Regions from separate parts of the Mus musculus genome. Here region 2 is linked to region 1. Evidence: chromatin loops called from intact Hi-C (ENCODE). Cell type or tissue: heart. All regions are shown on one strand. Links, peaks and the distances in the headings refer to the core of each region. The heading gives the core; the rest is flanking DNA. Region 1 has its middle 12 kb from the start of Gm33200. Region 2 overlaps Sfxn5 (sideroflexin 5).

Evidence for each region. A loop is a pair of places that touch in the nucleus more often than their neighbours do. Peaks named below come from ENCODE experiments on the same cell type or tissue, not always from the same donor. Only the 100,000 strongest peaks of a DNase experiment are listed, where the experiment ranks them.
Region 2: a loop joins it to region 1, with 5 times the contacts of the local background. A loop is called at or near these places in 23 of 42 quality-filtered maps.

What each region holds. Positions count from the first base shown.
Region 1 is chr6:85,151,579-85,156,951 of GRCm38, forward strand. It overlaps the pseudogene Spr-ps1. Among named protein-coding and RNA genes, the nearest start is that of Gm33200, 12 kb to the right of the region's middle. In heart, for the core only: CTCF peaks have their summits at 2,571 (motif pointing right) and 3,857; DNase peaks (open chromatin) are centred at 2,573, 3,483 and 3,873; H3K4me3 peaks cover 900 bases; H3K27ac peaks cover 812 bases.
Region 2 is chr6:85,236,030-85,241,402 of GRCm38, forward strand. It overlaps Sfxn5 (sideroflexin 5), which reads right to left. Exons shown (of 14, transcript NM_178639.4): 11 at 811-926. Among named protein-coding and RNA genes, the nearest start is that of Emx1, 51 kb to the left of the region's middle. In heart, for the core only: CTCF peaks have their summits at 1,159 (motif pointing right) and 3,271; a DNase peak (open chromatin) is centred at 3,322; H3K4me3 peaks cover 317 bases; H3K27ac peaks cover 32 bases; H3K27me3 peaks cover 743 bases.

The DNA.
Region 1 (5,373 bases), core at 115-5,114:
GCACGGCAAGGGAGAGACCCCTTCCCTTGTATTTGCCCTCACCATGGAGGCAGGAGGAGAGTTGGCTCCAAGAGGTCATGAGAGCAGGAGAGCTGGCCCTGCCCCTCACCCGGGCAGCACAGTAGAGCTGACCCTGATGGCAGGGCTACAGGGGAGCTGGCCCTGAGGATGTGCACATGGGAGAGCTAGCCCTGCCTCTCGTCTGTTATGCAGCAGTGACTACCACCCTAGTCCCTAGCCACCTAAAGCAGGCAAGAGAGCTCTGGGCTCATGAGAGAGGGAGAACTGTCTCTGCCTCTCCCAACCCTCCCACCTGCTGCTTGTCTGCTGGGCACTGGTAAGTAAGAGGCAGAGACACACACTCTGCCCCTCCGTCACCATCTGTGGCAGACAAGAAAGCTGGTCACAGGATTCTGAGTGGGAGAACTGGCCATGTCCCTAACTGGCTGCAGCACTCAGGGGCAGTCCCTGCACCTCACCTGGGCAGCAGGGTAGAGCTGGCACTGGTTGTGGGGGTTGAGGGTGAACTGGCCACATGGGCATGGATGCATGAGAGCCAGGAGGCTGACTGTCTCTGAGCCTCTCAGGCCCAGATGCAGGCTTTCAGTTGGTTCACCCCATCTATCCTATCAGTGAACTGCTGGAGTGCACTAAGAGGCTGGTTCTACAGACCCAATACTACAGGATTTCCATGACTCAGGGAAAGACCAGCATATCCAAGAAGAGTTCCAGTGACGTTCCATTATTGAGTAGCACAAGTCAGAGGCTCCATACTGGACGAACAAGTCATTGCAATGAACATTTACAAGCAAAGAAGTGTGGACAAAAAAGAATATTATGGGCACACTGATGCACTACAGCTCCCAAGAGATGTTTTTTCTGTATTGCTGGGAAAGGATGCAAGAGTGGAGGACAGGTACAAGGGGAAGGGGAGATGAGTGGGATTGGGGTAGATGATGTGAATGAAGTTCACAAAAAAAAACAATAAAAATTTAAAAATCTAAATAAAGAAAACACAACATAACAAAAAAAACGCCATTTAAACAATGGGATTTTATTTCCATTATAGAAGACATTACCATGATTAAGGGGTGCAGAAGGTTAACATTAGAAGAACTGATCCAGGCGGCCTTCCTTTCTCCTCAGTGCAGGGCCATCTGCCTTGGCTTCTCGGAGGTGCCTGGTCCCATGCTGCATGGAAGTGAGACATCCAGGTGACCCACAGGGCTGACAAAGCTGGGATCTCATTGCCAGGCCACCAATTGGAAACTACTCAGTAGTAATGAGACTCCCCCAATGTGGGAAGCCGCCCTCACATTCGCCGTTGCAAGATGGCGCTGACATCCTGTGTTCTAAGTGGTAAACAAATAATCTGCGCATGTGCCAAGGGTAGTTCTCCACCCCATGTGCTCTGCCCTCCCCGTGATGACAACTCGGCCGATGGGCTGCAGCCAATCAGGGAGTGACACGTCCTAGGCGGAGGATAATTCTCCTTAAAAAGGGATGGGGTTTCGCCATTCTCTCTCTTGCTCTGGCTCTTGCTCTCTTGCACTCTTGCACTCTTGCGCTCTTGCGCTCTGGCTCCTAAAGATGTAAGCAATAGAGCTCTTGCTCTCTTGCTCTCTGGCTCCTGAAGATGTAAGCAATAAAGCTTTGCCGCAGAAGATTCCGGTTTGTTGCGTTCTTCCTGGCCGGTCGCGAGAACGCGTGTAAGACCCCAAACCATCCAGCATCCATGGAAGAACTTCCTGGAGTTCTCAGCATTATCACCCTGCCTGAGTCTTCTAAGTCTTACCCACCAGGATGCTCCTGCAGAAAGGAGGTCAGGCCTTGCAAAGGGCCACCTGGGGCTTAAGTCGACTGTGGACTTCTTCATCAGTATATTTAGTATGCATGCATGTGCACTCTCACATGATATATTTAACTTGTGTTCTTGTCCATGTGTGTCCTTGTGCACATGCACATGTGTGCTCAACTTTATATGTGCATTGTTCACATCTACACATGTACAAATGTCAATTCACAGATGCTGAACACCTGGACTTTTAGACACAGGCATCCGAAAGGCCATTGAACTTGAAATGCACCTGGCACACGCCTTTAACCAGGAGGAAGAGGAGGGGATGGGTCTTAGTGAGTTCTGGGCCAGCCTGGTCTACAGAGTGAGTTACAGGATAGTCAGAGCTCAATATAGAAACACTGTCTCAAAAAAAAAACATGAAAAAAGGGAAGTGTATATGTCTCCATCTTCAAGTGCTGAGTCTTCTCTGCACTCTGGGGAATAAACTCAGATCTCACATGGGAAGCAGGCACTGTAAGCACAGAAAAGGTCATTATGCCAGCCTTCTTGTGCTTCTAAATCTCTCCCACTCTTGACTTGCAGCCCAGCCAACTCTCATTGAGGACCCGAGGACCAGGAACAGCAAGGTGTCTATGCGACTTCTTCCAGGGACCTTTCCCTGGGCAGCCCAAGTATGAATGGTATTTTGTTCCTTTATTATGGCGTGCATAGAAAAAAGGAAGGACAGGGTGTTGCTACAGAGCGGCCAGAAGGGGGCAGGATAACATCAGTTTATAACTACTGCAGAGCCAAAAGATTGGAACTTGAGAGGGGTGCCCTCTGATGGTTGGCTTCCCAGTCCGCCCTAGCTAAGAACTGCCTAGTCCTACCACTTGAACTTTCTGAAACAAAGAGGAGCTAGCCGCTAGCCTGCTTGCCTGTAATTCCGATGGACTCTAGCTCACCTCAGACTAAAAATGGATCAAAGCAATCTCTATGTCTTTCTCTCCTGTCCTCCTCAGACATCTCCAGAGAGCTGGGATATTTTTCTTTCCCATTTGAGATTATGAAGTTGTTTCTAGAGTGCATGACACAGGTTGAAGGATAAGTACACAGGTCCCAAGGAACCAAGCGTTTTCACTGACAGTGATGAGTCTTGTTCGTGAGATTGTTGTGATTCTCAGCCTTTCTCTTCCCCTGTGTGTGCTCTTCATTTTCTGGTTCTGTCTGCCTAGCACCTCCTGGGGAAGCTGCTGTGCTTTTCCAGAGAAGGCTTCTGTTAATCAGAGTGCAAAGGGACCACAAGCTCTACGCAGGCAAGGACTTCATCCAAGACTGTCACTGGTCTCTAACTGGTATGTCCTGTATGGATAAAGACAAACCAACCCTGGAGGGGGAAGCTGATCCTGGAACAGGGTGGAAATTGAGAAAGGGGCTGAACTTATGGGAGTGGCGTTCAAGGGGAACTTAGAAGCACTAGGAAGGGGACTGGGATTTCCTGCTGAGCCATGGCTCCCTGGCTATTCGTCACTTTTTTCACCCAAACACGAGTGGATGCTGGCCTGAACTTCCACTGTCCAAAGCCAAGGATAGGCTCCGCCCCACGCTGGTTAGGTAGCAGCCCATGAAGTTGAGCTCCAGACAAAGAGTGTGGCAGGCTGGGAAGCGCTGTGTGCGTGCTGACCGGGGCCTCCTGGGGCTTTTGTCCCGCCCTGGCCCCGCAGCTAGCCCGGTTGCAGTTACCGGGTTCGGTGATGCTCCTAAACGCACGCTGTGAGTTCGTGCTGTGGCAACTGAAGGAGGAGCTGGGCTCGCAGCAGCCGGGCCTGCACCCGCTCCACACACCACTCTGGCAGCTGCGGGCACCGAGGCCGGCATGCAGCGGTTGCCTCTGAGCGCGATGCTGAGCTCCCGAGGCCCGAGGGGCTGCAGCGCCTGCTGCTCATCAACAACGCAGGTGAGACTCCGGTCCAGACCCCGGCTGCGAGCTCTCACCTCATCGCCTTTTGGGTAAGAGGAGGGCAAGTTCGCAAAAGTCCAAAGTCCAAGAGGGTGTACCAGTGTCACTGATGAGTGACAGTGCCTCCTGGCGGGTGTGTGAGTCAAGACTTTTTGAACAAATCTCTCTGCTTTACTAAAGAGCATTCAGGAGTAGTCTTAGCTTGCATTAGGGGTGTCTGCAGAGCTGGGGCAGAGGGATAGCAAACGCCTATGGGGAGGAACTGAGGAAGGCTGAGGAAGAAGAGCGCCCCAGTTGTGCCATTTCTTTGGTCCTGTTTTTTTTTTGTTGTTGTTGTTTGTTTTTGTTTTTGTTTTTCAGCCACTCTTGGGGATGTTTCCAAAGGCTTCCTCAACGTGAATGACCTAGCTGAGGTGAACAACTACTGGGCTCTGAACCTGACCTCCATGTTCTGTTTGACCTCCGGCACCTTGAATGCCTTCCGGGATAGCCCTGGCCTGAGCAAGACTGTGGTTAACATCTCATCTCTGTGTGCCCTGCAGCCCTACAAGGGCTGGGGTCTGTACTGTGCGGGGAAGGCTGCCCGAGACATGCTCTACCAGGTCCTGGCTGCTGAGGAACTGAGTGTGCGGGTGCTGAGCTATGCTCCAGGTAGGTGGGTGCTCCTGACAGTGCTGTCCCTAGACTTAGCTGGTACCTTTCTGCCACACCACCTCCAATAGGATCTGTGTGACAAGTGCCACAGAGTGAGGAGATTGACCTCAAAATGGGGAGGCCTCCTGGAAGCCATTATGGAACTCTTTGCCGGAGAAAAAATTATTGAGCTGTAGTTCTCATGGTGATCTATCTGTTTTGTTTTTTCTTATTCCTTTTCTTATTTACATGTTCTGATAGCCTAGACCAAGATCTTAAGTGAGAATAATGGGTCAGAAACCATCCCTAGAGATAAGGTCACTACAGGACCTTATCCCCAGGGAAGCCAACACTTTACTTTGTAAATCATTTACAAAACTATGATGATAGATAAAAACTTTCCCAACAGCCGGGCGTGGTGGGGCATGCCTTTAATCCCAGCACTCAGGAGGCAGAGGGAGGCAGATTTCTGAGTTCGAGGCCAGCCTGGTCTACAAAGTGAGTTCCAGGACAGCCAGGGCTATACAGAGAAACCCTGTCTCAAAAAGAAACAACAACAACAACAACAACAAAAAAACCCCAACTTTCCCAACAGTAAAATTTCATATGTGTGTCATCAGAGGTGGGTTTTGGTATATGGTAAAGAAAGCCTTAATTAGAAAAAAATTAAAATAGTTTAAATTTACGTGTTGAAGATTTTTTTAAAAATGAGGCATTAGATGTTAAATAATAATTGACCATGGGGCTGGAGGGTTAGCTCAGCAGTTAAGAGCACTGACCATTAAAAATTTATTAACCTGCTCCTGGAAATATGCCACAAGCCTTGGACGACAGCCCCCACTGAATACATCCCTTTAGAACTGTTATATTTTGATGATTTATAATGATATTACCTGTTCTGTTTGTGATTCACTGAATACATAGTTTCAGAGTTGTAATGCTTGGATGATTTTTGTGCTTTATTGTGCTAAATGATTTTTGTTGATATTTGTGATTGTCT
Region 2 (5,373 bases), core at 280-5,279, 85 kb after region 1:
GGGCCCTGACTTGCCCTGAGATGGATGAAGAAGGAAGAAAAGCTCAGAGGCTTATCAACAAGGTCTCTGCTGAGCAACAGACACTGGTACATGTGTGATGCTCTACCCCCTCATGCCTGCCCCTTTGTTTCATTCCCATGCCTCACAGGCTAGAGCTCAGAACAGCAGGACAAGCCACCAACCACCATCAACAGCAAGGCTGAGAGAGCATAGGACATGTATACTGGGGTGTGTGTGTGTGTGTGTGTGTGTGTGTGTGTGTGTGTGTGTGTAAAACACAAGAGCTATAGTGGGCAGGGCCAGTGAAGAGGGCCTTATAAGTAACCATTTGCAGGAGCCATGGCATCTTCCACAGCCTGAAGCTCCAGTGTTCACAGTACTGTTGCTCCCAGAGAGGTAGCAGCCCTCATACCACTGCCTGCAGCTTCCCATTCACAACCCACAAAGTTGCGAAGGCCTAGGGCATGGAGAGAAAGCCCTGGGGAGGCTCCTCTGCCCTCTCCAATTAACACCTCTGAGGAAGAGCTGGGTCCTGAGGGGCTGGGATAAAAAAAAAATGGGGACATTTCACAGTGGAGACAAGAGGGAGGAGGTTGGAGAACAGTGAAGGACCATCCAGAAGAACAAGCCTGGCAGGGAGCAGACTCTGAGGCCAAGGGCTCTCACAGATGAGCGATGGCAACTGGAACGAGGAGGAGACAGCTAGAGAAGCAAGCCAAGGTCCTGTGACCAGAAGACCTCAAGGAACATACAAGCTATGCTCGGGCGCATCGATCCATTTGTGCAGGGCTTAGCCCCTGGGAAACCCACGTGTCTGGCTGCAATCTTTGAGGAGCCCACGAGGTTGCCATCAGCATCCAGGACATCAATTCCTTCCTCTAACTCCCCATATCGCATCAGGACCACGTTGCAGATATTGGCACTGGCTGGAGAGAGGAATACAGAGAGGGGTAGTGAGGCACGGATGGCTTCCCACCTGGCTCCACCTCCAGACATGGTTCCCCAACCCCCAAGAGCTCTGTGAATCCAGAAAGGTAGAGTCCTCTATTTTGCTTTCAGCCGGGGCAAAAGATCCTAAGGCCCTTTGAGACCCTGGAAGCATAGACCAAAAAAAGTAGCAGGTGGAAATATGGCGAAGGCTTTGGGAGTTGCCACCTATAGAGGGCGCTGCTCGCCTCTTCTGGGGCCAGTCTCCAGGCAGGGGAAGCAGATGTGTAGACAGACAGAGAGAGAGAGAGCTCTCTGGCCCTAAGATGCATCCCCCTGGGGCCTGATGTTCTACCACCAGCAACTCTGTCCCTTAGCTACATAAAATGCTTTTAAATGCCACTCCCCAAATTCAGTCCTGCATGTCTCTCGAAAGCCAACCAAGAGACAGGCATCCACAACAGCAGGTGACAGACAGAGCAGACCTCGGTGCCTACCCGCCCTGCACCCATCATATGCACAGGACACAAGCTCAGAGAGCAAGCGTGACTTAACTGAAGTCACACAGCAAAGTGGAACAGAGTGGAAAGGTTTCAGCGCCTGAACCTCAGGTACCCAAGACGGGATCTGGGGGGAGCACGCAGAGTCTTCCTGAGCTTCACCTGCTCCACTTGGCCACACCCCTCCCTAGTCTCAGCTGAGATCTTAGGGACCTAAGGCCGATAGGAGGTTCCTGGATCCTTAGAGAAGCACTAGATGAAGGTGGCTGGTACAGTTGCCCTGATCCCCTTCACAGGGACGTGCAGGCCAGGCCCATGCCGCTGTACTGATATAGATCTGGCCTGAAGTCCTCCAGCCCTGCTTCATGATGGAAATGGGGAGACTTGGGGGTGGTAGGTGGGTGGTGGGAAATGTGGTGGGGGGGGTGACAAATGCAGAGCCTGCCTGCTCCACTCCTCCCCCCAAAGCGCCTTGCTGTGTTTAAAGTTTTAATTTTTGCTAATTAATGTCAATTAATTTTGTATAATGAGTGTTTAATTTTGGGGAGTGTGTGAGCCTGGGAGCGACTGCAGTTCTGGGCTGTGAACGCTGATTAGCATCAACACCTGCTGCTTCCCCCTCTCCAGTGGGGGGGCACCCGGGTTTGGGGAGCTGGAGGGTGGTGAGGCTCAGTGGGCAAGTGGAGTGGGAGGGAGCCCACAGATGCTCCTGGGACCTGAGCCAAGGGCTGGGGAGCCCAGCAGTGCAGGGTGTTCACAGCTGGGGGACAGGATTCTGCAGGTGAAGGCTGGGCTGGGAACCAGGGCTCTCTGAGACTCACTGTCCTATTGTAATCAAGTAGGGAGGTGGAATCAGCCGAGGCGAAGACCAGGAGGCACTGCAGTCTTTGGAGAGGGAAAGCCGGAGAGCAAACAAGCTCTGAAATGTATTTCGAGCGCATATGCTATCTTTGAGTGTCTCCACTGTTTCCACACGATGCTGATCAACACTCACCATGGCAGACTTTCTGTGGCAAGGACTCGAGCCTCTGACTCCTGTCCCCACAGTACACACATTTCAACCAGGGGCCACGTGGGGAGAACGTTCTTTATTATTCATAGTTTGGGGGTTGGGGTGGGGCCATTACTGGCACATGGCTGGCAGAGACAGTGAGGCTGTGAAACACGGCCTCTTACCTGGCCCCAAAGTCAATAGTGCCTCGACAGAGACACTCACACCCTGGTTTGTTTTGAGATAGGGTCTCTCCATGTAGCCCAGACCATTCTCAAACTGGCCATTCTCCTGCCTAAGCCTCCAGAATGCAGTTTCCACAACGTCTGAGAAATCCTTGCCTTAACCACATCTAAAGGCAGAATTAGGAAGGAGGGTCTGAGGTAAAGACTTGGGGTGAGAGGGTAGGCCATGGAAGATGATGGGCAAGGTGCATGGGTTTGGGGCTTCTTGCTTGGGATTCATTCCCAACTTTCTCTCTCTCTCTCTCTCTCTCTCTCTCTCTCTCTCTCTCTCTCTCTCTCTCTCTCTCTCTCTCTCTCTCTCTCTCTCTCTCTCTCTCTCTCTTTTACTTGGTCTCAAAGGCGAGCTCCTGATAGACCTGGATTGCTCAGGACCCATCAGGCCTCTTAGATGGCCTTGGGAAGCAGTTCCTGGCCTCTGTTGGTGACCTGCCCTCTAGTGGCCTCAGAGATACTCTGCAACCCCTTTGGCCTTTGGGCTGTCAGGCCCTGCGTTCTGAAAAGACGTGAGTGACTGAGTGGGAAAGTAGGGTTTTCTGTCTGAAAGGGTGGACCCCTACCCTCAAGAATGCCTTCCATTTCCAGCACTACTGTTCCGGCCAAGGTGGCACAACTGCGATCCCCAAGTAGGAGACAGTGAGTCCTGTCCCTCCTGCTGGGCATTCCCAGTACTGCACTCAGGGTCTCCAGGAGATGTCAGGAGACAGGCTACACTCACACTGAATGCCAGACTCTGTACCCACCAGGTCAGGAAGGCAGGAGGAAGCTCAAATGACTCCAGGCCCCACTGTGTGTGTTTACATAGAACAGGGGGCTGATGAGAGTGGGGGGGCAGGCCTTGAAGGTGACGGACAGTGGGCCAGTCAGGAGCAGGGTGCCAACTGACTTTCTCTCCAGTTTCCAAGTGTGGATGTAAGGATCGCAGGACAGAGAACTACATGTGAGACAACAACAACAACAACAACAACAACAAAAAGTACAACCAGGAGTGGTGACGTGGACCTGATATTCTAACACTCCAGAGGGAAGCAGAGGCAGGAGGATGATAAAAGCTCAAAGTTATCAACAGTTACAAACTGAGTTCCAAACCAGCTGGGGCTAGACGAGGTCCTGTGTTAACCCTTCAAAGGTCACACAAGAAAGTGATGACCCAGACTGCATTTGTCTCTCACCAAGTCTCTCCAGGATGTCACTGGAGAACAATGGCTCTGTCATTTAAGCTACCTTGATGGAAAAAAAAGGGATAACTAACATCAAAGTAAAAACAGCCCCCACCAGGGACAGCATTCTTTGACATGATTGGCTATGCAGATGACATGTGCCGTTTAATCTTCTCTGTTGCCCCTACACTCTAGTTACAACCAGCCCTAGAAGAAATCATCCCCTGTAACAAGTAAGATGGATGTCCCATGCAGGGACTGCACTTCAACTGCTTCATCTGGGCCATTCAATTTTTCCATTTCCCCCCAGAGACCTTCCCAGATCTCTCCTACCCCATTCCAGAGAGAGAGAGAGAGAGAGAGAGAGAGAGAGCACGCACATGGGTCTCCCTTTTGACACACCAACAGATCTATCATCGACAATATCAGCAGGTTAATTAAGCAGTCTATTAGTGATAATGTTACAAAAACTGGCACATTTTCAACTCAGATCGACACCATTCAAGACTCAGGCATGACTGACACCGGAGCAACAATACGGGGAGACATCATGAACTGGGGGAGGGAATGACAAAAGCACTCTTGACTGCCACAGATGTTCTTGCATGAACCCACTGCCATGCAAAACCGTGCAGACAGTGAAGGGCTGACGCAGCAGCATCCAGAGTCAAAGGGACAATGTGAGAGACAGACGGACAAAGGGACAATGTGAGAGACAGACGGAGCAGCTTCCTCTCTGAGAAGCCCACCTCTGAGCTCGCACAGGACAAGAGATCAGCAGGGCCAGGACAGGCAGCACACACCTGTCTCAGAAGCTGGCCGCTGGGAAGGCAGGCGCATCAGCCCGTGCAGGAGGAGGACTGTTCAAACATGCCCAGGAAGAGCCAGAGGCCACAGACTTGGGGGAAACGAGATTCCATAACTCCTCAGCTCTGAAATGCATTTTTCCCACATCTTAATATCCTAAAAGTTATGATGTGTGGGGCTGGGGTGATGGTACAGTTGGTAATGTGCTTGCACAGGGTTGGCCTCAGTTCAACCCCCAGAGCCCTTATAAAAAGCTATGTGTGGTAGTACATGCCTGAACCCCCAATGCTGAGGAGATGGAGACAGGAGGATACCTATGGCTTGCTGGCCAGTCTCACTAACCTAATAGCTGAACACTAGATGTTAGTGAGCAACTCTGATTCAAAGTACAAGGTATGGACATGTGAGATGGCTCAGTGGGTAAGGCACCTGCCGCCAAGGCTAACAACCTGAGTTAAGTCCCTGGAGTCTTCATGGTGGAAGGAAAGGGCCAGTCCCTACACACTGTCCTTGGCCCTCCACACAGGTGCTGTAGCACATGAGTTTACAACACACACACACACACACACACACACACACACACACACACACACAATCATAATGGCTGTCAGGGAGCAGGGGCATCTTGTCTGCTACCCAGCATAATTGACAGGACCCCTGTGGATTTAACGACGGGTATGAAGATCGCTTCATTCAGCTGTCACCTCAGCCGACCACAGCAATCCACACAGAACTTGAGCTCAAAC